Regions from separate parts of the Homo sapiens genome. Here region 2 is linked to region 1. A link is an interaction called in ENCODE POLR2A ChIA-PET data of the cell type or tissue named here. Cell type or tissue: Panc1. All regions are shown on one strand. Links, peaks and the distances in the headings refer to the core of each region. The heading gives the core; the rest is flanking DNA. Region 1 overlaps C5AR1 (complement C5a receptor 1). Region 2 holds the start of NOP53-AS1 (NOP53 antisense RNA 1).

The links. ChIA-PET counts read pairs that join two places held together with the same protein. Peaks named below come from ENCODE experiments on the same cell type or tissue, not always from the same donor. Only the 100,000 strongest peaks of a DNase experiment are listed, where the experiment ranks them.
Region 2: POLR2A ChIA-PET joins it to region 1 with 14 read pairs; 2 of 35 experiments call an interaction of 5 or more read pairs at or near these places.

What each region holds. Positions count from the first base shown.
Region 1 is chr19:47,310,573-47,320,418 of GRCh38, forward strand. C5AR1 (complement C5a receptor 1) reads left to right here. Exons shown (of 2, transcript NM_001736.4): 2 at 9,209-9,846. Among named protein-coding and RNA genes, the nearest start is that of C5AR1, 5.6 kb to the left of the region's middle. RefSeq lists a silencer at 4,648-4,843 and an enhancer at 4,800-5,094. In Panc1, for the core only: no CTCF peak of the experiment used is centred there; a DNase peak (open chromatin) is centred at 4,979.
Region 2 is chr19:47,759,416-47,776,512 of GRCh38, forward strand. It overlaps NOP53-AS1 (NOP53 antisense RNA 1), which reads right to left and starts at 9,425. Exons shown (of 3, transcript NR_132382.1): 1 at 9,207-9,425; 2 at 7,326-7,404. RefSeq lists silencers at 6,737-7,031, 7,773-8,033. In Panc1, for the core only: CTCF peaks have their summits at 6,646 (motif pointing right) and 6,857; no DNase peak of the experiment used is centred there.

The sequences.
Region 1 (9,846 bases), core at 1,847-9,846:
CTTGAACTCTTGGGCTCAAGTGATCCTCCCTCTTTAGCCTCCTGAGTATCTGGGACCACAGGCATGCACCACTATGTCCGGCTAATTTTTAAAATTTTTATTCTTGTAGAGATGGGTTCTTGCTATGTTGTCAGGGCTGGTCTCAAATTCCTGGCCTCAAGCCATCCTCCCACCTTGGTCTCCCAAAGCTCTGGGATTACTGGCATGAGGCCATTATGCCTGGTCGTTTGAGATGTTCTGCATGACAGAGATGGGGAAACTGAGGCCCAGGCAGGAGCAGAGATGGATGGGGACCCTCCATGGTTGGTGGCAGAAGCAGGTTATGCCATGGATTCTGTGAGTGTCAGAAGGAATGCACCCCAGGCTAAATGAGGGTCCCTGTCATCCCTGCGTCTGGAGGCCTGGGCACTGAGCCAGCAGAGCTGCGATTCAGCACCTGCTGTAACACAGGCATTGCCTTGCTTCATCTGTGTCAAAGAGGAAACGGAAGATGGTTTGGATGGACCAGGGAGGGGTCTGATGTTGCTTCATTCCTGCATTCCACCCTTGAGATCCGACTTGGGCAAACGGGACTCTCTGATTCTTCTTCTTCTTTTTTTTTTTCTTTCCAAAACATTTTCCAAAGTACCAAATGATACTTGGTAAAAACTCATTCTCGGCCAGGCGCGGTGGCTCATGCGTGTAATCCCAGCACTTTGGGAGACTGAGGCGGGCGGATCACAAGGTCAGGAGATTGAGACCATCCTGGCCAACATGGTGAAACTCCGTCTCTACCAAAACTACAAAAATTAGCTGGGCATATAAGCGGGCGCCTGTAGTCCCAGCACTTGAGAGGCTGAGGCACGACAATCGCTTGAACCCATGAGGCAGAGGTTGCAGTGAGCCGAGATTGCTCTACTGCACTCCAGCCTGGCAACAGGGCCATCTCAAAAAACAAACATAGAAAAAAAAAAACTCATTCTCCCTGCCTACCCCAGAGCCTCTGACTCCTTTTCTTTCCTTTTATTTTGAGACAGAGTTTCACTCTTGTCGCCCAGGCTGGAGTGCAATGGCACGATCTTGGCTCACCACAACCTCTGCCTCGCGGCTTCAAGCAATTCTCCTGCCTCAGCCTCCCGACTAGGTGGGATTACAGGCATGCGCCACCACGCCTGGCTAATTTTTTGTCTTTTTAGTAGAGACGGAGTTTCACCATGTTGGCCAGGCTGGTCTTGAACTCCTGACCTCACGTGATCCACCCACATTGGTCTCCCAAAGTGCTGGGATTACAGGTATGAGCCACCCTACCTGGCCCTCTGACTCCTTTTCATTGCCTCCTACCCTACCTGGGGCAACCATGGGATGCCAGTTTGTGGTGGATCCTTCCAGAAACAGTTTACAGATGCCTGAGAGCACAGATGCTTAGGGAACAAAGTAAGGACTAGTGTGATGCGGGGAACCCCAAAACCGAGCTCAGCTTCTGTCTCTACTATGAAATAGTTGCGGAGATCTGTCCTCTCCGTGCTTCTGTCTCCTTATCTTTTTGTTTTTTGAGACAGTGTCTTGCTCTGTTGCCCAGGCTAGAGTGCAGTGGTGTGATCTCAGCTCACTGTAACCTCCACCTCCTGGGTTCAAGTGATTCTCCTGCCTCAGCCTCCCAGGTAGCTGGGACTACAGGTGCCTGCCACCATGCCTGGCTAATTTTTGTATTTTTAGTAGAGACGGGGTTTCACCGTGTTGGCCAGGCTGGTCTTGAACTCCTGGCCCCAAGCAATCTTCCCGCCTTGGCCTCCCAAAGTGCTGGGATTACAGGCGTGAGCCATCGCACCCAGCCTCCTTCTCCTTATCTTTAAGGTGAAGATAATACTAGAATCTACATCATAGGCTAGTTGAGAGAATTGACTGAGTGAATGCATGAAAAGTTCTTGTAGCAGTGCCTGGTATACAGTTGGCGCTCAATGTGGGTGACATTTCTATCCTTTCCCAGCCTTATAAATGGCAGTATGTTTTGTACAGTACTCTACATCTGGCTTTTTTAAATGAATAACATATAGTATTATTAACTAGCATTTATTGAGTGCTTACTGCATACCAGGCGTTGTATTAGGCATTCATTAATTTCCCCTTAACCTTGAGGAAGGTACTTCATTCCCGTGTAGTTCAAGGGAGTTGCCTCCTCCTCCTCCTCCTTTTTTTCTTTTTTCTAGACAGGGTCTACTGAGGTCTTCCACCTCAGCCTCCTGAGTAGGTGGGACTACAGGTGCATGCCACCACACCCAGCTAGATTTAAAATTTTTTGTAGAGGTGGGGTCTTGCTATGTTGCCCAGCCTGGTGCTTCTTTCTTTCTTTTATCAGCTGAGTAATATGCTAGTAGGAGGTTTCATCCCCTTCAATGGAAATTTAGTTTGCTTCTAATATTTGGTCTGTTTTGTTTTGTTTTGAGACAGAGTCTCGCTCTGTCACCCAGCCTGGAGGGCAGTGGTGCAGTCTTGGCTCACTGCACCTCTGCCTCCTGGATTCTGGTGATTCTCCTGCCTCGGCCTCCCAAGTAGCTGGTATCACAGGTGCGTGCCACCACACACGGCTAATTTTTGTATTTTATTTTAGTAGAGACGGGATTTCACCATGTTGGCCAGGCTGGTCTCGAACTCCTGACCTCGTGATCCACCCGCCTCAGCCTCCCAAAGTGCTGGGATTATAGGCGTGAGCCACCGCGCCTGGCGTCCAGCCACATTCTTTAACTCAGCATCTGCAGACCTTCCAGTCCTATCTTGGCCGCCTGCCAGCCATGCTGACCTTTCGTTTCTGCTGTGCACCACCTGCCCTTCCTCTCTCCTTTCTGCCTAGAATGCATGCCCCCCCACTCCCAATGCACTTTAGGCCTGCCTGGTAGCCACTCAAACAGAGGGCTCTGGGCTGGGCGCGGTGGCTCATGCCTGTAATCCCAGCACTTTGGGAGGCTGAGGTGGGTGGATCACGAGGTCAGGAGATCAAGACTATCCTGGCTAACACGGTGAAACCCTGTCTCTACTAAAAATAAAATTAGCCAGGCATGGTGGCGGGCACCTGTAGTCCCAGCTACTCGGGAGGCTGAGGCTAGCAAATGGTGTGAATCCAGGAGGCGGAGCTTGCAGTGAGCTGAGATCGCGCCACTGCACTCCAGCCTGGGGACAGAGCGAGATTCCGTCTCATAAAAAAAAAAAAGAGAGAGAGGGCTCTGGGGCTCAGCTCTCAGGAGTTTCTCTCCTGTCTCTGTTCTTGCTAACCGAGAAGACTTGGAGAGGTCTGTTCATTTCTCTGTAGCCTCATTTTTCTCTTCTGGAAAATGAGTGTTGCTGTTGCAACAAGTAAGTCTCCTAGGGTTGCTTTGTGGGTTCAATGAGATAATACACGAGAAAGGCTCAGGACAGCCTGGCAATGATTATGGCTGTTCTTGTAGGTACTGCGCCTTCTCCTTCACCCTGTTCTCATCCGATCGTTCACATCTTGCGGCCAGCACCCTTGTCTAAGCCACCGTCATGCCTCACGTCACCTGGACAGTTCCAATCTCCGTTTCCTCCCAGCTTCTGCTCTCTGCCCCTTTCTCCATGCAACAGACAAGGGTTGTTCCTCTAATGAGCATGTGAATTTAGGAAGAATAATAGTACCCTGCCCTTTGTGCTATTGTCACATAGATATGCACTGTGATTAGGAAATTACTAAGCCAACACCTGGGAAGCACATGGAATAGTGCCGGGCAATTAGAACCCCCAGAGTGGCCCTGGACCTGCACTGCCCAATATGTGGGCCACGTGCCACAATGCAGCTACCTACGTTTATTTTTCACTATTTTATTTTATTTTACTTTATTTATTTTATTTTTGAGATGGAGTTTTGCTCTTGTTGCCCAGGCTGGAGTATAGTGAAGCGATCTCGGCTCACTGTAGCCTCCACCTCCCGGGTTCCAGTGATTCTTCTGCCTCAGCCTCCCAGATAGCTGGGATTACAGGCGCACGCCACCACTCCTGGCTAATTTTTGTATTTTTAGTAGAGACAGGGTTTCACCATGTTGGTCAGGCTGGTCTTGAACTGCTGACCTCAGGTGATCCACCCGCCTGGGCCTCCCAAATTGCTGGAATTACAGGCGTGAACCACCGTGTCCAGCCTATTTTATTTTTTAGAGATGGAGTCTCGCTATGTTGCCCAGGCTGGAGTGCAGTGGCACGATCTCGGCTCACTACAACCTCCACCTCCTGGGTTCAAGTGTTTTTCCTGCCTCAGTCTACTGAGTAGCTGGAATTACAGGTGCCTGCCATCACACCCAGCTAATTTTTGTATTTTTAGTAGAGACGGGGTTTCACTATGTTGGCCAGTCTGGGCTTGAACTCCTGACTTCAAGTGATCCACCTTCCTTGGCCTCCCAAAGTGCTGGGATTACAGGCGTGAGCCACCACGCCTGGCCTCACCCTAGATCTTGGAGGTCTTTCCACATCATTATATAAACATTCTTTTTGTCTGTTTTTTTCCTTTTTGTAGGGATAGGGTCTTGCTAGGTTACCCAGGCTGATCTTGAACTCCTGGGCTCAAGCAATCCCCCTGCTTCAGCCTCCCAAAGTGCTAGGATTACAGGCATGAGCCACTGCACCTGGCCAACTTTTCCATTCTTTTTGATAGCTGTGTAGTATTCTGTTGCCTGGATGTACCATCATTAATTTAGCCAGTCCCCTCTTGCTGGACATGTCAGTTATTTCCAGTCTTTGGAGAGGTGCTGCAGTGGCAAACTTTGCAAGCCGTTTGCGTCTGAAGATCCCGGAAACCACAGGACGTTGGAATCAGCGTATTTTTTCTGCCTTTCTGAAGTCAACCAGAGGAAAGGACTGAGTGAGCTCATGGCAGGAACGGAGCTTTGTCAGCTGATGAGGGAGTGACAAGGCGATGTCAGAGCAGAGGGTGGGGAGGCTCCCCTTACGAGGGTCTGAGTCATTCTGCAGTCAAGGATTGCTGGGAGCTTGCGAAACCAGCAGAGGCAAAATTTACCTTCATGCGTCACAGCCAAAGGGAACATTCAAAATATTTAACAATGTGCTAAAGTGCAGAGGTCCCCTGGGCAGGGTCTAGGGCCTCCTGCTGCACCTAGCATTAACTCTTTAGTGACATGAACATGGCGACCTGGAGTGGGGGTGTCCCAGAGTAGGAAACAGGAACTTAGGGTGCTGGGAGCGGGCAATAGAAGAAGTGGGTGGCTGAGGGCAGGGGCTGTTTACCAGTGAAAATATTTTTAAAAATGTTAACCTTCTATTTGGAAATATTTTCAAACTTACGGAAAAATGACAAGAATGGAACAGGCTCATATACATATACATTTTACCTAGACTCTCCAAATTTACTGTATCTGTCTCTCCATTATCCATCCATCCATCCATCCATCTGTCCATCGATTCATCCATCCATCCATCCATCCATCCATCCGTTATCTAGCTATTTTTTTTTTTTAGACAGAGTCTTGTTCTGTTGCCCAGGCTGGAGGGCAGTGGCGCAATCTTGACTCACTGCAACCTCCACCTCCCAGGTTCAAGCGATTCTCCTGCCTCAGCCTCCCAAGTAGCTGGGACTACAGGCACACACCACTGGGCCCAGCTAATTTTTTTGTACTTTTAGTGGAGATGGGGTTTCACTATGTTGGCCAGGCTGGTCTTGATCTTCTGGCCTCAAGTGATTACAGGCATGAGCCACCATGCCCAGCCCATTATCTATGTATCTATCATCTATCTATCTATCATCTATCTCTCAATCATATCTCCATGTATCCATTGTCTGTCCATCAGTCATCTATCTGTCCATCATCCATGCATCCACTCATTCACCCATTCGTTATCTATCCATCCGTTTATTTATATCCATCCATCTTTCTATCACCTTTTTTTTTTTTTGAGACAGAGTCTTGCTCAGTCAAGGCTGGAGTGCATTGGCATGATCTCAGCTTACTGCAACCTCCGCCTCCCAGGTTCAAGTGATTCTCCTGCCTCAGTCTCTGGAGTAGCTGGGATTACAGGTGCGCGCCAACACTCTGGCTAATTTTTGTATTTTTAATGGCCTTTTGTGACTGGCTTCTTTCACTTAGCATCATGTTTTCAAGATTCATCCACATTGCAGCATGTGTCAGCACTTCCTTTTCATAGCTGAGTAATATTCCACCACGTGGCTAAACCCCACCTTTTTCATTCACTCATTAGCAGATACTGACATCTTATCTTTCAATAATTTACTCATGGATATGATTCCACCAGTAAATGCCCACTGCCCATAGCCTGGCTAACCTTGGGCAGGTGCAATGTAAGGGAACTAGAAAAAAAAAAACAAAACTATCCAGGCATGGTGGCTTACATCTGTAATCTCAGCACTTTGGGAGTTCAAGGCAGGAGGGTTGCTTGAAGTTAGGAGTTTGAGACCAGCCTGTGCAACAAAGCGAGACCCATCTCTACCAAAAAAAAAAAAGAAAAAAAATACAAAAATTAGCTGGGTGTGGTGGTGCACAATTGTAGTCCTAGCTACTCAAGAGGCTGAGGCAGGAGGATTGCTTGAGCCAGAGGGGCTGGGGTGACAGTGATCCATGATTGCACCACTGCACATAAGCCTGGGTGACAGATCAAGACCCCGTCTCAAAAAAAAAAAAAAAAAAAAAATATAAAACGGGGCTGGGCGTGGTGGTTCATGCCTGTAATCCCAGCACTTTGGGAGACCAAGGCCGGAGGATTGCTTGAACCCAGGAGTTCGAGACCAGCCTGGGCAATACAGTGAGACCCTCCTCTTTAAAAAAACATTAAAAATTAGCTGGGCACAGTAGTATGCACCTGTAGTCCCAGCTGCTTGGGAGGCTGAGGCAAGAGGATCACTTGAGCCTGAGAAGTCAAGGCTGCAGTGAGCCAAGATCACACCCCTGAGCTACAGCCTGGGTGACAGAGTGAGACTCAGTCTCAAAAAAAAAAAAATATATATATATATATAGTGGTTCAGGGATGTGGATCTGAGCTCTTCAATAACTGACAAATAATAATACCAATGGCTGCCACTTCTTGTCCTCTTCTCTGTGTCAGGCGCTGTGCTAGGTGCTTAGGCATTTTTCATCTTATTTAATCTTTGAGGTGAGTGTTTTAAAGGTAGAAAAACCAGGCCGGGTGTGGTGGCTCATGCCTGTAATCCCAGCATTTTGGGAGGCCAAGGCAGGCAGATCACGAGGTCAGGAGTTCGAGACCAGCCTGACCAACATGGTGGAACCCTGTCTCTACTAAAAATACAAAAATTAGCAGGGTGTGGTGGCAGGTGCCTTTAGTCCCAGCTACTCAGGAGGCTGAGGCAGGAGAATCGCTTGAACCTGGGAGGCAGAGGTTGCAGTGACCCGAGATCGTGCCACTGCAGTCCAGCGTGGCGACAGAGTGAGACTCCATCTCAAAAAAAAAAAAAAAATGTACAAAACTCCATCTGCAAATTCAAATATTTAGAGCTGCAAATACAGCTCTCAGTATTTCCAGAATGATTTCTATTTCTTGCTGTCCCCTTTTCTCTGGGTTGGTGTCAAAGTGGCCTTCAGGACTGGGCTAGCTCCATAGGTCACAAAACTCACCTCTTGGAAATGGTCAGGGGCAGCCTGTCTGGTTTGCATTCCAGCCCGTATGGGTTCACATCCTCTCTGAGTGACCTGGAACAGCCTACTTCACCTTCTGGTGCCTCGTGCTTCTTCATCAGCGAAATGGGCATTTTTTTTTCTTTCTTTTTTTTTTTTGAGGTGGAGTCTCACTCTGTCGCCCAGGCTGGAGTGCAGTGTCGCTATCTCAGCTCATTGCAACTTCCACCTCCCAGGTTCAAGTGATTCTCCTGCCTCAGCCTCCCGAGTAGCTGGGATTACAGGTGCCCGCCACCACGCCTGGCTAATTTTTGTATTTTTAGTAGAGACGGGGTTTCACCATGTTGGCCAGGCTGGTCTCGAACCCCTGACCTCAGGTGATCTGCCCACCTTGGCTTCCCAAAGTGCTTGGGTTATAGGTGTGCACCACCACACCTGGCCTGAAATGGGCATATTAACAGAACCTCCTTGTAGGTTGTGGTCAGGATGGAAAGAGCAAATTCCATGCCGCATGCATAGTAGGTGCTCAGTAAGTACTGGCTGCTTTCGGGTGATCACTCAGTGCCCTGATGGGTGCTTTACTGCAGTGTCTGGTGCCTCTGGACACAGATTTCACCTACAAGGCTTTCTCCAGTCCAGCTGCCATGGACTGCAGCCTTTCTTTCTTGGGTGCATGACAGCTTCCTTCAGCTCTGTCTGGGAAGAAGTGATCAGGACCTTTTTGTTCTATTTTTTTTTTTTTTTTTTTTTTTAGATGGAGTCTCACTCTGTTACCCAGGCTGGAGTGCAATGGGGCTGTTTCGGCTCACTGCAACCTCTGCCTCCTGGGTTCAAGCAAGTCTTCTGCCTCAGCCTCCCAAGTAGCTGGGATTACAGGCGCCCACTACCACGCCTGGCTAATTTTTGTATTTTTAGTAGAGGCGGGGTTTCACTACATTGGTCAGGCTGATCTTCAACTCCTGACCTCGTGATCCACCCACCTCGGCCTCCCAAAGTGCTGGATTACAGGTGTGAGCCACCGTGCCCGGCCAGTAGGGCTAGACTTTGACGTTAGGCTGCTGGATCGTGGGGAAGCCCAGGGGCTTCGCAGGATGGGACTGAGGGGAGAGGTGGCAGACTGGCAAGGGGTCCAACTAGCATGGAATCATTTCATTTTTTTTTTTTTTTTTTTTTTGAGACAGGGTCTCACTCTGTCACCTAAGCTGGAGTGCAATGGTATGATCTCGGCTCACTCTAACCTCTGCCTCCTGGGGTCAGGTGATCCTCCTACCTCAGCCTCCGGAGTAGCTGGGACTACAGGCAAGTGCAACCACGCCTGGCTAATTTTTGTATTTTCAGTAGAGACGGGGTTTTGCCATGTTGCCCAGGCTATTCTCAAACTCCTGGGCTCAAGCAGTCCGCCCGCCTCGGCCTCCCAAAGTGCTGGGATGACAGGCGTGAGCTACGGCATCTGCCTCAATATTTTAATAAGTGGTGTGACACCCTAGTTGACTCTCAGCCCTCAGCATCCCCATTTCCTAGTGAGAAAAAGCCACACAGGGGAAAAGCCACATGCCTGAGCCAGGATGCCCCCTACCCGGGCACATGTCTGCAGACTCATCCTCTCTGCTCTCTCCGATTCCCCTTAGGACTCCTTCAATTATACCACCCCTGATTATGGGCACTATGATGACAAGGATACCCTGGACCTCAACACCCCTGTGGATAAAACTTCTAACACGCTGCGTGTTCCAGACATCCTGGCCTTGGTCATCTTTGCAGTCGTCTTCCTGGTGGGAGTGCTGGGCAATGCCCTGGTGGTCTGGGTGACGGCATTCGAGGCCAAGCGGACCATCAATGCCATCTGGTTCCTCAACTTGGCGGTAGCCGACTTCCTCTCCTGCCTGGCGCTGCCCATCTTGTTCACGTCCATTGTACAGCATCACCACTGGCCCTTTGGCGGGGCCGCCTGCAGCATCCTGCCCTCCCTCATCCTGCTCAACATGTACGCCAGCATCCTGCTCCTGGCCACCATCAGCGCCGACCGCTTTCTGCTGGTGTTTAAACCCATCTGGTGCCAGAACTTCCGAGGGGCTGGCTTGGCCTGGATCGCCTGTGCCGTGGCTTGGGGTTTAGCCCTGCTGCTGACCATACCCTCCTTCCTGTACCGGGTGGTCCGGGAGGAGTACTTTCCACCAAAGGTGTTGTGTGGCGTGGACTACAGCCACGACAAACGGCGGGAGCGAGCCGTGGCCATCGTCCGGCTGGTCCTGGGCTTCCTGTGGCC
Region 2 (17,097 bases), core at 5,097-13,096, 450 kb after region 1:
TTATACTATGGCCTTTGGGAAAGCTTCTCTAGGACAAAATGTTTATAAAAATAGAGCAGGCAGTTTATAAAAGAAATGAGTGAGGCTGGGCATGGTGGCTCATGCCTGTAATCCCAGCACTTTGGGAGGCTGAGGCGGGTGGATCACCTGAGGTCAGGAGTTCAAGACCAGTCTGACCAACATGGAGAAACCCCGTCTCTACTAAAAGTACTAAAAAATTAGCCGGGTGTGGTGGCGTGTGCTGGTAGTCCCAGCTACTTGGGGGGCTGAGGCAGGAGAATTGTTTGAACCCGGGAGGTGGAGGTTGCAGTCAGCCGAGATAGTGCCACTGTACTCCAGCCTGGGCGACAGAGTGAGACTCCATCTCAAAAAATAATAAAATATAATATAAATAAATAAATAAATAAAATAGAAGGGAGAGACTTACGTCAGAACTTCCCACCTCCCCACCACATGCCACAGAACAAGGCTTTAAGGAGCTATTTCTGCTGTTCTTCCCCCTCCCATATTAAATAAAAAGGTGTGTTCTGCAGGTAGGAAAACAGCTGTGTGTGTGTGTGTTGGGGGCGGCGGGGGGTGGATGTGTGGACGATAGAGCAGTAGGGAGAGGTAAAAATGAGGCCGGGCATAGTGGCTCACACTTGTAATCCCAGCACTTTGGGAGGTGGAGGTGGGTGGATCACCTGAGGTCAGGAGTTCGAGACCAGCCTGGCCAACATGGCGAAACTCCATCTCTCCTAAAAAATATAAAAATTAGCTGGGTATGGTGGCACGCACCTATAGTCCCAGCTACTTGGGAGGCTGAGGCAGGAGAATCACTTGAACCTGGGAGGCGGAGGTTGCAGTGAGCTGAGACCGCACCACTGCACTCCAGCCTGGGCAACAAGAGTGAAACTCCATCTCAGGAAAAAAAGAAAAAAAAAAACACCATCTATCAAGGAGGCCAGCCTCTGACCCAGTGACTCTGCCAGGGGTGACTGAAGGAAACTGCTGGAAATGGGGAGGAAGCTCTTAATGCCCGGACACGGCGATTGGAGCGTCGGGCACATTCCTGGATACCCAGGGGTGAGGGTGGTCACAGCCACTCAAGGACAAACTCTGTGGCCTGGACACTTAGTGTCCTCAGGAAGTCCTTGGTATTTAATTGCCTGGGAAAATGTGTCTGTTTCCGTGTGTGAAATGGGGGGTCCACAGCAAAGGGGTTTGTGGGTGTTTGCACAGAAATGACATTTCACATCCGAATTTTATGTCAGAAGCCTAAAAGTACAGAATTCAGCTGGGCGCAGTGGCTCACGCCTGTAATCTTGTCACTTTGGGAGGCCCAGGCAGGAGGATTGCTTGAGGCCAGGAATTGGAGACCACCCTGGGCAACACAGCGATACTCCATCTCTAGAAAAACATTTTTTAGGCCGGTGCAGTGGCACTTGTAATCCTAGCACTTTAGGAGGTTGAGGTGGGTGGATTGCTTGAGTCCAGGAGTTCAAGACCAGCCTGGGCACCATGGCAAAATCCCACTGGTTTCTACAAAAGATGGAAAAAATTAGCCAGGTATGGTGGTGTGTGCCATGTAGTCCCAGCTACTCAGGTGGCTGAGGTGGGATGATCAGCTGAGCTTTGGAGGTTGAGGTTGCAGGGAGCCAAAATCTACTGCCTTTCAGCCTGGGTGACACAGTGAGACCCTGTCTCAAAAAAAAAAAAGTTTTAAATTATTTAGTCATGGTGTTGTGCTCCTGTAGTCCTTGCTACTCGGGAGGCTGAGGCTGGAGCCCAGGAGGTGGAGGCTGCAGCATAGTATAATGATGCCACTGTGCTCCATCCTGGGTGACAGCGAGACTAAAACAAAATACAGAACTCTGGCTAACAATTTACAAGCCGAATTTCACTAATGTCTGCAGTTTCCTTTGAAAAATGTAAAACAGGCCTGGCGCGGTGGCTCATGCCTGTAATCCCAGCACTTTGGGAGGCAGGCGGATCACCTGAGGGTCAGGAGTTTGAGACCAGCCTGGCCAACATGGTGAAACCCCATCTCTACTAAAAATAGCAAAAGTTAGCTGGGTGTAGTGGCAGGGCGTCTGTAATCCCGGCTAGGCTACTTGGGAGGCTGAGGCAGGAGAATTACTTGAACCCCGGAGGCGGAGGTTGCAGTGAGCTGAGATCACGCCATTATACTCCAGCCTGGGCAACAAGAGTGAAACTCTGTCTCAAAAAAAGAAAAAGAAAAAAAAAACGTAAAACAAGGTGGATTAATGAACAGATGCCCCATAAAACAAAAGCACTGAAATGTTAAGGGCAGAATCTAGGTGGTGGGGTATGGGGGTATGCACAGAAAAATTCCCTTGACTTTAACTGAAAGTGTCCTAATAGGGAAATGGCACATTGGGGTTTCGGGGCCATGTAATGGCACAGGTTTCTATCATGGCCCTGCACCTGCTTTTGAGTCTGTAACTTGGTATTATTTTTCCTAAAGCGGGTCCTCCAGATTATAAAAGCCTCAGGCATCAGCCAGGTACAGTGACTCACGCCTGTAATCCCAGCATTTTGGGAGGCTGAGGTGGGTGGCTCACCTGAGGTCAGGAATTCGAGACCAGCCTGGACAACATGGTGAAACCCCATCTCTACTAAAAACACAAAAATTACCCAGGCGTGGTGGCAGGTGCCTGTAATCCCAGCTACTCAGGAGGCTGAGGCAGGAGAATGGCTTGAACCCAGGAGGCGGAGATTGCAGTGAGCCGAGATCATACCATTGCACTCCAGCCTGGGCAACAGAGTGACACTCCATCTCAAAAACAAGACAAAACAAAACAAAAAGCTTGTGGCATGGGTATGACTTTGCTTTTTAGAAGGATGGAGACCAGACGAATGTAGTGGCTTGCTCCTGTCATCCCAGCCCTTCAGGAGGCTGAGTTGGGAGGATTGCTTGAGGCCAGGAGTGAGACCAGCCTGGGCAACATAGCAAGACCCCATCTCTAAAAGAAAAAAAAAATGAGCTGGGCATAATGGCATGTGCCCATAGTCTCAGCTACTCAGGAGGCTGAGGTGGGAGGATCTCTTGAGTCCAGGAGTTTGAGGCTGCAGTAAACGGTGATCGTGCCACTACACTCTAGCCTGGGCAACAGAGTGAGACCCTGTCTATTTTTTTTCCTTTTTGAGTCTCGCTCTGTCACCCAGGCTGGAGTGCAATGATGCGATCCTGGCTCACTGTAATCTCCGCCACCCTGTCTCTTTAAAAAACAAAAACAAAAACAAAAACAAACCATGGAGACCATCTGTAGGCAGCAGTATGGGGTTGTGAAGAGCATGGTGGAGTCCGTGTCCTGATTTCAGACCCGCTCTGTTACATACTGGCTGTGTGATGTTGTGCAGGTTACTCAACCTCTCTGTGCCTCAGTGTCATATCTGTAAAATGGACATAACAATAGTGCTTATCTTGCTGTGGGTTATTACAAGGATGAGTGAGTCTGCACGGAAAGCGATCGGAACAGGCCCTGGCACAGGGGAAGCTCTAGGTGAGCATTTGCTGTTATAACAATGTTAGGGTAGGGGAAGATGATTTTAAAAAGATGCAGAAACTTGCAATTTGTGCCAGAGGCTCCTCCCAAATGCTCTGACCCTTTGACGCAGTGATTGCACGCTTGGGAACGTGGCCTACAGAAACAGCCGGAAGTTGGGGAAGAGCATTTTGCACAGGCCGGTCCTTGAGAACGTTCTGCAGAATGGGAGGAAACGTGGTCATGGACATGGGGCGGGCCCTGGCCACATGGACGCCACCTCTGTGGCCATTAACTGAGGGGTCGGAAGTGCCTGCAGCCACTGGGAGGTGTTTGTGTTTGGATACTTTGTGGGAAAAAGCAAACAGGATCTGCTGCCGTCCACACTGGCGTTCATCAGACAAACCCCCATGCCAAAAGTCTCTTGAGTGGGAGGATTTCAGAGGACTCCTTCTTACTCTTTTTTCCAGCATTTCCAATTTTTTTTTTTTTTTTTGAGAAAGGGTCTCATTCTGGAGCACAGTGGCTCTGTCTCAGCTCACTGCAGCCTCAACCTCCTGGGCTTAAGTGATCCCCTAAACTCAGCCTCCTGAGTAGCTGAGACTTACAGGCCCACGCCACCATGCCTGGCTAATTTTTTTCTTTTTGTATTTTTAGTAGAGACAGGGTTTTGCCATGTTGCCCAGGCTGGTCTCAAACTCCTGACCCCAAGTGATCCACCCACCTCGGCCTCCCAAAGTGCTGGGATTACAGATGTGAGCCATTGAGCCAGGCCCCAAATTTTCTGTAATGGAGCAAACTTGAAAAAAAAGGAATCGACAGGATTCTTCCTTTGTTTTTGTTTTTGAGATAGAATCTTGCTCTGTCCCCCAGGCTGGAGTGCAGTGGCACCATCTCGGCTCACTGCAACCTCTGCCTCCCGGGTTCAAGCGATTCTCCTGCCTTAGCCTCCCGAGTAGCTGGGATTATAGGCATGTGTCACCACGCCTGGCTAATTTTTGTCTTTTTGGTAAAGACTGGGTTTTGCCATGTTGGCCAGGCTGTTCTCGAACTCCTGACCTCAGGTGATCTACCCGCCTCGGCCTCCCAGAGTGCTGGGATTACAGGTGTGAGCCACCACGCCCTGCCTGGCGGATTTTTATTTTCTTCCTTAGATCTGCTTTTCTGTGTCCTCTCCACGTGCTCCCACGCTCTTCGTGGTGGTGGGTGCTGGGTGGGCAGGGCTGACCTCCCTCCATCCTTTCATCAGAGGTTAGAAGCAACATCTGTATTTCCCAGACACCTCAGCAGCTGGGATTCTGGATGAGAATTCGGTGCCAACAATTAGAGACACCCTGTGAGGCGTGGACGGCAGGAGTGATCCCGGAATTGCAGCTGGACCTGGCGTCCTTGAACCGAGCAGTTCCAGCAGCGGAACTGGAGACAGCAGTGCCCCTGCTGGGTCAGTTCAGTGCTGTCCTGGGTGTCATTTCTGAGGGCTTGGCCTAGAGCTGCTGCTTCCGCTTCCCATGATTTTTTTTTTTTTTGAGACGGAGTCTTGCTCTGTCACCCAGGCTGGAGTGCAGTGGCGTGATCTCAGCTCACTGCAAGCTCTGCTTCCCTGGTTCACGCCATTCTGCCTCAGCCTCCCGAGTAGCTGGGACCACAGGCGCCCGCCACCGTGCCCGGCTAATTTTTTCAATTTTTTTTAGTAGAGACAGGGTTTTACTGTGTTAGCCAGGATGGTCTCGATTTCCTGACCTCGTGATCCGCCCGCCTCGGCCTCCCAAAATGCTGGGATTACAGGTGTGAGCCACCGCGCCCGGCCAGCTTCCCATGATTTTGTAAGCACTCAATTCCCTGTAAGATACCTGGAGTGGTTTCTATTTAGGTGCTAGAGACAATCATGCATTACAGTTTTTTTTTTTTTTTTTTTTTTTTTTTTTTTTGGAGACAGGGTCTTGCTCTGTTGCCCAGGCTGGAGTGCAGTGGTGCGATCATGGTTCACTGCAAGCTCCACCTCCCCAGGCTCTGGTGATCCCCCCACCTCAGCCCCCCAAGTAGCTGGGACCACAGGTGCATGCCATTATGCCTGGCTAATTTTTGTTATTTTAGTGGAGATGGGGTCTCCCCATGTTGCCCAGGCTGGTCTCAAACTCCTAGACTCAAGTGATCCTCTTGCCTCAGCCTCCCAAGGACCGAATTAAAGGCATGAGCCATCTTGCTCAGACTCCTGTCTCTATTTTTTTTTTTTTTTTAAAAAAAGGCTGGGCGTGGTGGCTCACGCTCACGCCTGTAATCCCAGCACTTTGGGAGGCTGAGGGGGGTGGATCACTTGAGGTCAGAGGACTCCTGGCCAACATGGTGAAACCCTGCCTCTATTAAAAATACAAAAATTAGCTGGACGTGGTGGTGGGCGCCCGTAATCCCAGCTGCTCAGGAGGCTGAGGCAGGAGAATCACTTGAACGCGGGAGGCAGAGGTTGCAGTGAGCTGAGATCCCACCACTGCACTCCAGCCTGGGGGACAGAGCGAGACTCTGTCTCAAAAAAGAAAAAAGAAAAAAAAAAATCCATGTTAATGGGTAGACACAACTCAAGTGAGAGTAGGTTTTGGGGCAGAGAAATTCAGATGAGGCTTTGGCTGGATTAGGCCTGAGCTTCCCGTTTGGCTTGTGAACGGCGATGTTGCTGAGCTGGCGGACACAGGAACCAGAGCTCTGGGGACCTGGCAGGGAGAGATGTGTGGTCAGCGTGTGGGTTTGTGGCATTTGAGGCAGTGGGACTGGGTAGGAGTTGCACGTAGACCAAAGGTGACAGGTGAAAGGCAGGGAGGTCTGGGGGAAGGAGAAAAAGGTGGGGGGTGGGGACCAGCACAGGGCACTGAGCAGAGGTGGCGGGGAGGGTGTGGGAGAGAATCGGGGCTGCGGATGAGCTACTCCCCAGCCTGCCCACACAAGGCTGGAAGGCACCCTAGGAGGGTCAGCCAGGAGGCCGGGGCAGGGTATCCATTGCTGAGAACTGCCCGGGGAGGGGGTGTTCAGGGCTGGGAGCAACCTCATAGCACCACCATGGTCCTGCGTGATCAATAATGCCCCCACTCCCTGATCCTGTGTGACCATCAAATGCAGGGCCGCCCAAGTTCAAGGAGAATCTGGACGTGGGAGACAGTGGCCGCCAGGAGGCGCCTTGAGCCTGTGCCAGGAACCAGACAGTCTGGGAGGTCCCAAGCGGCCCTAGCTCTCCTGTCACTCCTGCTCAGGATCCCTCAAGGGGTCACACTGCAGCAGGCAGGGTGACAGCTAGACCCTGGGAGGGCCAGCGGGTTAGTGCTGCTTTCTGAATGGGCAGGAGCAGGTCCATGGAGACCGCTTCCTAGGTCTGTCCAGGGGGCCTTCTGGAGGTCTAGGGGCTGTGGCTTGGGGGTCAGTTGGTGAGACTTGAGTGGCTCACACTGGTTACAAAGGCCTCCACACTGGCCCTGACCGGGACTGCGGCCCACTGGAGTTGGGGAGCGGGAGCCAGCAGGGGTTCCTGACCTGGAGAGTGGGAGACGGGGGGTTTAAGGTAGAGGGTGAGCAGGAGGGAAGGGTGTGGATTCTGGCAGTGGGCCTGGAGGCGGACAGGGGTCCCTGGCCATTAGGGCCATGTGTCTGCCATGGTGGGGGCAGGGCGAGAAGTTGCTGAGACAGATCTGTCAAACCCTTGCCGCTTTTCAGTGAGCAAGGGTGTCAGGCTTCACCCCTAACAACCACCCACCTGTCTTTTCTCCCATTGCCAGTCTGGGACCTTACCTAGAACCCCTAGGGGCTGAAGGAATGTTTCCCCCTCCAGGGACAGAATTTCAGGGTGTCACATACCCAAAGCTGTGGTGGTCTAGGATTCCACATAGAGGTTCTGGGCTTCCAGTCCTGTGAGTCACCAGAGGTAGTAGGGAACCTAAGGAAGGAGAGACGAGAGATAGAGGGAGACAGACTCAGGGAGATGACGTCAGAACATCTGGATCCAGCTGTGCCTGAAGCCCTCCCTTAGGCTTTTCCATTACACGAGCGAAGTGCTTAAGCCAGTCACAACTCGGCTTCAGACACTTATGAGCAGAACTTACCTGAAACATGCCCTGATGTCCCCTCCCCCATCTCAGCTGCTTTCCCCAGGCTTCGCTTCTGCCCCTGTCACTGGCGGGAGTCCATCCAAACCTTGAGTCTGGCGTTCAAGTCTGGCCGCCTCACCCCTCCTCTTGTTGGCACATCAGCCTTGGGCCCCTCTCCCTGGCCCACTGGGTTCCTGCCCCTTTGTCCTCAAGCCCCTCTACTCCAGAAAGTCAGCCTGAATTGCACCCTTCTCCCCACCCCACCCACGTGAAGTAGAATCAAGAGCAATACCGGGCTCCCCACCTAAAAGCTGGGGGGTTGGTTTCAAGTCTTCTCAGTCCGATTATTCCCATCTGAACTCCATGAACAGGGAACTACAGCTTCTCCTCTGACATCCTAAACATCTTTAACTATTAGGGGTCATGTGAACCTTGTATGCAGAAGGTGCTTAATCAACGCCTGCTGATGCAGGTGATACAGGGCATTGGTTAGTAGCATGGACTCTGGAGCCAAGCTCCTGGAATCACATCTTGGCTCCATCCCTTACCAGCTGTGTGTCTTTGAGGAAGTTAACCTCTCTGAGCCTCAAGAGAGAGAATACTAGTGTCTATCGTTAAATGAGGTAATACCTATTACTTTATTTATGCTGTAAATGCTGACAGCAGTGCCCAGCACATTGCCAAGTGCTGTGTGATTTTTACTATATAAGGAGCTCAGAAGAAAAGGAAAGAAAAAGGACCACAATCAATTCCTTTTCTTTTTTTTTTTTTTTTTTTTTGAGACGGAGTCTTGCTCTGTCACCCAGGCTGGAGTGCAGTGGCGTGATCTCTGCTCACTGCAATCTCCACCTCCCAGGTTCAAGTGATTCTCCTGCCTCAGCCTCTGGAGTAGCTGGGATTACAGGCGCCCGCCACCACGCCTGGCTAATTTTTCTATTTTTAGTAGAGACAGGGTTTCACCCTGTTGGCCAGGCTGGTCCCAAACTCTTGGCCTCAAGTGATAGGCCCGTCTCAGCCTCCCAAAGTGCTGGGATTACAGGTGTGAACCATGGCACCTGGCCAGTAGAGTCTAGATTTAACTCCCAGTTTATAGAATATACTAGGGACAGAGGAGCATGTTAGATGACACCACAGAGTGAAACCAGTCAAATCTAGACAGTAGGAAACCCAATCAACCTGCTTTCTTCAACAAATGAATGTCATTTAAAAAGCTGAGTGATTGGCTGGGCACAGAGGCTCACGCCTGTAATCCCAGCACTTTGAGAGGCCAAGGCGGGTGGATCACGAGGTCAGGAATTCAAGACCAGCCTGGCCAATGTGGTAAAACTCTGTCTGTACTAAAAATACAAAAATTAGCCAGGTGTGGTGGCATGTGCCTGTAGTCCCAGCTATTTGGGAGGCTGAGGGAGGCTGAGGCAGAAGAATTACTTGAACCCGGGCAGCAGAGGTTGCAGTGAGCCAAGATCATGCCACTGCACTCCAGCCTGGGTGACAGAGCGAGACTCTGTCTCCAAAAAAACAACCAACCAAAAAACTGAGTGATTACTTCCACGTCAAGACACAGATATTGAGGAGGGTAGAAGGCACTGCCGTGACTAGACTGGAATCCAGGCCATCTGAAGCCCCAGGTGGGCAGAGATGCTCTGGTTACCTGGACATCCTGAATTCCAGAATTCCAGCAGGTGTCTACTTAGGGCTGCCACCTCCTTGCAGTTGATTTTTGGAGCCTCTTGTTGCCTCTGGCTTGAAGGCCCAGCTGTCTTTCTAGGTGTTTTCCCAGTGGGCATGGAGCTGCAGCGTGGCTGCTGGGAGCAGCACTATGTCTCCCTGCCCACTAGCTGGAGCTCCAGCTAGATGTGAACCACCAGGCAGGCGCAGTTGCTGCTGGTGTCCAGGGAGCATTGAACAGCAGGAGGGACTGAGGGTAGTAGGAGAGAGGAGAAAGAAGGTGGGTGTGAAGGACAGGATGTCATATCAGTGGTCTTCCTTCTGGGAGGAAACCTCACCTGGCTAGACTCCTGTCCACTCACCTACTTGCCCATCAACCCATTTATCCACCCAACTGCCCACCCATCTGTCCACTCATCCATCCATCCATTTATTCATCCATCCATCCATCCATCCACTTATTCATCCAGCCACTCATAATCCACTATTCATCCACTCATCCATTCACTAATCCACTCATCCATCCATCCATTTATTCATTCATCCATCCATCCACTCATCCATCCATCCATGGGCAACCATCATCAATGGCTGCTAAAACCATTTGGTTTAGGCCGGGCATGGTGGCTCACGCTTGTAATCCCAGCACTTTGGGAGGCTGAGGCGGGCAGATCACTTGAGGTCAGGAGTTTGAGACCAGCCTAACATGGTGAAACCCCATCTCTACTAAAAATACAAAAATTAGCCGGGCGTAGTAGCGGGCACCTGTAATCCCAGCTACTCGGGAGGCTGAGACGGGAGAATCGCTTGAACCCGGGAGGCGGAAGTTGCAGTGAGCTGAGATCACGCCATTGCACTCCAGCCTGGGCAACAGAGCGAGACTCCGTCTCAAAAAAAAAAAAAATCATTAGGTTTAGCATCCACTCATCCATCCATCCATCCATCCATCCATCCATCCATCCACCCACTCATCCATCCAATTATTCATGCACTCATCCACTTGTGCATCCGTTGATCCATCCATCAATCATCCATCCATCCATCCATCATCTATCCATCCATCCATCATCCATCCATCAATCATCCATCCATCATCCATCCATCCATCCATCCATCCATCCATCCATCATCCATCCATCCATCCATCCATCCATCCATCATCCATCCATCCACCCGCCATAGACATAATGTCAAGGGAAAGAATCCAGACATAAAGAGTACACAGTATGTGATTACGTTTATATGAAGTTTGAGAACAGGCCAAACTGATCTATGGTGAAATAAGTCAGGCCAGTGGTGACCCTTATGAGGGAATTAACTGGGAGGATGTGTGAGAAAAACTTGGGGAACTGGAAATGATCCATATCTTGATCTGGGGTGGTTAAATGATATTATACATATGGAAAATTTGCTGATCTGTACATCTGAAGATTTATGTAAAAAATATATTTTTAAAAGAAAAAAGACCTCACTGAGAAGGTGGCATTTGAGGAAGTCACCTGCACTGCAGAATGCTCCCAGACACCTGCAGATACCGTATACCTTTGTGTAGCCAGCACACAAATAACGGGATGGCTACTTTGAGTACCGTATTGACCAGAATAAATTATACCAGATTCCCGCCTCGCACCGTATGCATTTGTATTGTGGTACAATACAAATTTCAGTGTGCCTATGTTCCTGGCAAACTGAAGAGGCCTGACGGGAACTCAGTGGGTCTTTGGAAAATTCTGCACCCAGTGGAAGAAGAGCCTATAAGCCCTACTTAAAAAAAAATTTTAAATCTGAAATATGCCTTTTCCCTTTAAGGAGGTACAAAGGCTTATTTGAGCAGGAAATTAAACAGACACCCCCTCCCCACCAACATGCCTGAATTCCAAGCACCTGGTGCTGGCCCAGAGAGAGAGAGGGGAGTTATCGCAGGGAGAGTGAGATAAGAATTTCCTTGGTTGGTGCTAACAAATGACCGAGTTTGCTTTCCTGTTTCACATACGGTTTTTACATGATTTAATTGTTTTAAATGTTTGTGAACATTCAGATAAGTGCCATGTGGTTTTTTTGTTGTTGTTGTTGAGACAGAATCTCGCTCTGTCACCCGGGCTGGAGTGCAGTGGCGCGATCTCGACTCACTGAAACCTCCGCCTCTCAGGTTCAAGCAATTCTTCTGCCTCAGCCTCGCCTTGTGGTTTTATAGATGGTTTTTGTGAAAATGAATAATGTTCGAAATTGTATTCATTAATATAAGCGACTCAACAGTAAGGTTTTTTTTTTTTTTTTTTTTTTTGAGACAGAGTCTTGCTGTTGTCGCCCAGGCTGGAGTGCAGTGGCACAATCTCAGTTCACTGCAACCTCCGCCTTCGGGTTCAAGCCATTCTCGTGCCTCAGCTTCCCTAGTAGCTGGGATTACAGGCATACACCGCCACGCCTAGCTAATTTTTGTATTTTTAGTAGAGACAGGGTTTCACCATGTTGGCCAGGCTGGTCTCGAACTCCTGACCTCAGGTGATCCACCCACCTTAGTCTCCCAAAGTGCTGGGATTACAGGCCTGAACCACTGCATTCAGCCAACAGTAAACTTACTAAATATTTTCCTAAAGATGCATTTATCTGACAAGGATTTGAGTGCTTGTCACGTGCCACTCACTGTTTAGTTTCTGGGCACATACCAGGAAAGAGAACCAAAAAGAAAAACTCGAGGTGCACATTCCAGTAGGGAGAGATGGAACAGAACATGAAAAAATCATGCTTAGGCTGGGCGTGGTGGCTCATGCCTGTAATTCCAGCATTTTGGGAGGCCAGGGCTGGTGGATCACGTGAGCCCAGGAATTTCACGCTGGCCTGGGCAACATAGTGAGACTCCATCTTTGTGAAAAAAATACAAAAATTAGCCAGGCATGGTGATGTGCACCTGTAGTCTCAGCTACCTGGGAGGCTGAGTTGGAAGGATCACCTGAGCCCAGGAGGTCGAGGTTGCAGTGAGCCATGATCATGCGACTGTACTCCAGTCTGGGCAACAGAGCAAGACTCTGTCTCAAAAAAAAAAAACCAAAATCATTATTGGTAAGATACATAGAATGTCAGAGGTGACGAGGGCCATGAGGAAGAGGGGGCACAGAATGTTGGGGGAGGGGTTGCAGTTTTAAATAGGATGTCAGGGGAGGTCACAGTGAAAAGTGACATTTTGGCCAGGCATGGTGGCTCAGGCCTGTAATCCCAGCACTTGGTGGGAGGCTGAGGCGGGCAGATCATCTGAGGTCAGGAGTTCGAGACCAGCCTGGCCAACATGGTGAAACCCCGTCTCTACTTTTATAAAAATTAGCTGAGTGTGGTGGCAGGCACCTGTAATCCCAGATACTAAGGAGGCTGAGGCAGGAGAATCGCTTGAACCCGGGAGGCGGAGGTTGCAGTGAGCTGAGATTGTGCCACTACACTCCAGCCTTGTTGTCCAGCACTCCAGGCAACAAGAGCAAAACTCCATCTCAAAAAAAAAAAAAAAAGAAAGAAAAAGAAAAGAAAAGAAAAGTGACATTTGAGCAAAGATATGAAGGAAGCGAGGAGAGAAACTGGCAATTATCTGAAGGAAAACTGTTCCAGGCAGAGGGCACAGTAAATGCAAAAACTGTGAGGTGGATACGTGCTACAATGTGTGTGAACCTCAAAAACGTTATGCTAGGCCGGGTGCAGTGGCTCACACCTGTAATCCCAGCACTTTGGGAGGCCGAGGCAGGTGGATCACTTGAGGTCAGGAGTTCGAGACCAGCCTGGCCATCATGGTGAAACCCCGTCTCTACTAAAAATACAAAAATTAGCCAGGCGTGGTGGTGGGCGCGTGTAATCCCAGCTACTCGGGAGGCTGAGGCAGGAGAATCACTTGAACCCAGGAGGCGGAGGTTGCAGTGAGCTGAGATCGCACCACTGCACTCCAGCCTGGGCGACAGAGTGAGACTCCATCTCAAAACAACAACAACAAAAAACCCAAAAACGTTATGCTAAGTCAGATACAAAAGGTCACCTGTTGTACGAGTCCATTTATGTGAAATATCCAAAACAGGCAAATCCTTTAAGGCAAAAAGCAGATTCATGGAGCCAGGGACTCCTGGGGAGATGAGAAGTGGAAAGGGGCTGCTTGATGAATACGGGGCAACGTCTAGGGTGAAGAAGATATCTTGGAGCTAGACAGGAGTGATGGCTGCAAAACAGTGTCAATGCACAAAATATCCCTAATGGTACATTTTAGCTTACGTGTATCGTTTGTATCGTTTATTTATTTATTTATTTTGAGATGGAGTCTTGCTCTGTCACCCAGGCTGGAGTGCAGTGGCGTGATCTCGGCTCACTGCAACCTCTGCCTCCCAGGTTCAAGTGATTCTCCTGCCTTAGCCTCCTGAGTAGCTGGGACTACAGGCGCCTGCCACCATGCCCAGCTAATTTTTGTATTTTTAGTAGAGACGGGGTTTCACCATATTGGCCAGGCTGGTCTCGAACTCCTGACCTCAGGTGATCTGCCCGCCTCGGCCTCCCAAAGTGTTGGGATTACAGGTGTGAGTCACGCCGCGCCCAGCCTAGGAATATATTTTGAAAGTAGATCCACCGTAACTGGCCGAGGTACAAGGGGAATAAAAAAGAGCCAAAGGTGACTCCAAGGTTTCTGGACTTGGTCTAGAGTTGCCATTGCCTGAGATGGGGAAGACTGAGGAAGGAGGGGCTCAGAGGTGGGGCAGGTGCAGGGGAGAAATGGGAACTCGTGATTGAGATGCCCATTAGACGCCCGAGTATAGATGTGAAGTAGGCAGTTGGAGGTAAAAATTTGGAATTCAGAGAAAATTCCTGGGCTGGAAATATGCATTTGGAATTTGCTTATATTCACAACCTTTAAAACGTTGGGAGTGTGCCTTGTGTCTTCAACCTGTGAAAACTGCCCATTCTCTCCCTACCTAATGTAGTAGAATTTTTTTGTTTGTTTGTTTTTTATTTTTGAGACAAGAGTCTCACTCTGTTGCCCAGGTTAGAGTGCAGTGATGCAATCTTGGCTCACTGCAACCTCTGCCTCCCGGGTTCAAGCGATTCTCCTGCCTCAGCCTCCCGAGTAGCTGGGATTACAGGCGCCCGCTACCACACCCGTCTAGTTTGTATTTTTAGTAGAGACGGGGTTTCACCATGTTGGCCAGGCTGGTCTTGAATGCCTGCCTGCCCTCAAGTGATCCGCCCACCTCGGCCTCCCAAAGTGCTGGGATTACAGGCATGAGCCACTGCGCTTGGCCAGGGCTGTCATGTATTGAGAACAAGGTGTGCTTTTGTATAGCTGTGTGGCTGAATAAAGGTGTTTGATGTGTTGTGTCTCTGGGTTGGGTTTGTCTGGATGTGCAATTGTGTAAATGGGTGAAGGAGATCACTTGTGTGTTACCATTTGTCATGTGTGTGTTTGTGTGTGTGAAAGAGAGAGAAAAGGGGAGGGGGATGGCCTCCCAGCCCAGAAGTCATTACTAATTCCTCCAGCATCCCCCACTTCTGGGCAACAGAGGCCCTTTTGTTCACAGTGGCAGAGGCAGTGATGTCCCTTCTCTCTTGAGGCCCCTGGCAAGTTCTCAGCCCTGAGCCTGGTCAACAAAAGGTCCTGTGAGCTTTTGCATTGAGCCCGGCCACTTGCAGAGTGTGCTGAGGACATCAGTGAGGGCACGGGACCTGTGACAACCACAGTGGCTTGGCCAGCGATGGAGGAGCCAGGGGCTTAGAGAGGGCCTTCTTGAGGATAATGTTGTTACAAGATAATTATGGGAAAAAAGGGAAAACCATGACTGTCCTACAGATCTAAAAATGAACACATGGGGCGGACATGATGGCTCGTGCCTGTAATCAGCATTCTGGGAGGCCGAGGTAGGAGGGTTGCATGAGCCCAAGAGTTTGAGACCAGCCTGGGCAACATAGTGAGACCTCATATCTATTCTTATTTTTATTTATTTTTAGTTTTCATTTTTTCTTGAGATGGAGTCTCCCTCTGTCACCCAGGCTGGAGTGCAGTGGCATGATCTCAGCTCACTGCAACCTCTGCCTCCTGGGTTCAAGCGATTCTCGAGCCTCAGCCTCCTGAGTAGCTGGGACAACAGACATGCACCACTAGGTCCGGCTAATTTTTTTTTTTTTTTTTTTTTTTTAGTTTTAGTAGAGATGGGGTTTTGCCATGTTACCAGGCTGGTCTTGAACTCCTGGCCTCGAGTGATTTGCCCGCCTTGGCCTTCTGAAGTGCTGGGATTACAGGCGTGAGCCACCACGCCTGGCTCCATCTCTATTTTTTTTTTTTTTTTTTTTGAGACGGAGTCTCGCTCTGTCACCCAGGCTAGAATGCAGTGGCGCGATCTCTGCTCACTGCAGGCTCCACCTCCCGGGCTGACGCCGTTCTCCGGCCTCAGCCTCCGGAGTAACTGGGACTACAGGTGCCCGCTACCATGCCTGGCTAATTTTTGTATTTTCAGTAGAGACGAGGATTCACCATGTTGGCCAGGCTGGTCTCGAACTCCTGACCTCGTGATCCACCCACCTTGGCCTCCCAAAGTGCTGGGATTACAGGCGTGAGCCACCGCGCCCAGCCTGAATGATGTTGTTATGGGTTGAATTGGGTCCACTCCCAAAATTGGCATATTGAAGTCTTAACCCACCGTACTTTAGAATGTGACCTTACCTGGAAGTAGGGTCGTTGCAGATATAATCAGTTGGGGTCATACTGGAGTAGGATGGTCCCTAAACCATCATGACTGGTGTCCTTAAAAAATTCGGAAATTTGAGCCTGGAGAGGTAGCTCATGCCTGTAATCTCTGCTCTTGGGGAGGCCGAGACAGGAACATCACTTAAGCCCAGGAGTTTGAGAGCAGCCTGGACAACATAGCAAGACCTTGTCTCTACAAAATATTTTAAAAAATTGGCTGGGGCCGGGCCCGGTTCTCAAAGCCTGTAATTCCAGCACTTTGGGAGGCCGAGGTGAGCAGATCACTTGAGGTCTGGAGTTGGAGACCAGTGTGGCCAACATGATGAAAGCCTGTCTCTACTAAAAATACAAAAATTAGCTGGGCATGGTGGCGCATGCCTGTAGCTCCAGCTTGGGAGGCTGAGGCAGGAGAATTGCTTGAACCTGGGAGGCAGAGGTTGCAGTGAGCCGAGATTGTGCCACTGCACTCCAGCCTGGGCAACAGAGTGAGACTCCGTCTCAAAAAACAAACAAACAAACAAACAAAAAAATATATATGGTATGTATATATTTATTTTGTATATATATTTTTGTGTATATACATATCTATATATATAATTTGTATTTATAGAGATGGGGTCTCACTATGTTGCCCAGGCAGAGGTTTGAGTTTTTGTTGAGGGCTCTGGGAGTCACAGAAGATAGCTCTATTTGTGGGTCATTCACTTTTTGCCCAGCCCTGTGTTGCTTTACATGCACTTGCTCATTAAATCCTCCCAAGATCAGGGGGATCAGACTGAGGTGGGTGGAGTCGACTTGAACTTTGCTTAGGGTTCTAAGAGGTAAAGACTAGGGGATCTGGGGACAGGGAAATCCCAGATAGAGTTAACCTTTTTTTTTTTTTTTTTTTTTTTTTGATACAGTCTCGCTCTGTCGCCCAGGCTGGAGCGCAGTGGTGCAATCTCAGCTCACTGCCTTCTGTCTCCTGGGTTCAAGTGATTCTCCTGCCTCAGCCTCCCAAGTAGCTGGGATTACAGGCGTGCACCACCACATTGGGATAATTTTTGTATTTTTAGTAGAGACAGGGTTTCACCATGATGGCCAGGCTGGTCTTGAACTCCTGAGCTCAGGTGATCTGCCTGCCTCGGCCTCCCAAAGTGCTGGGATTACAGGTGTGAGCCACCTCATCAGGCTG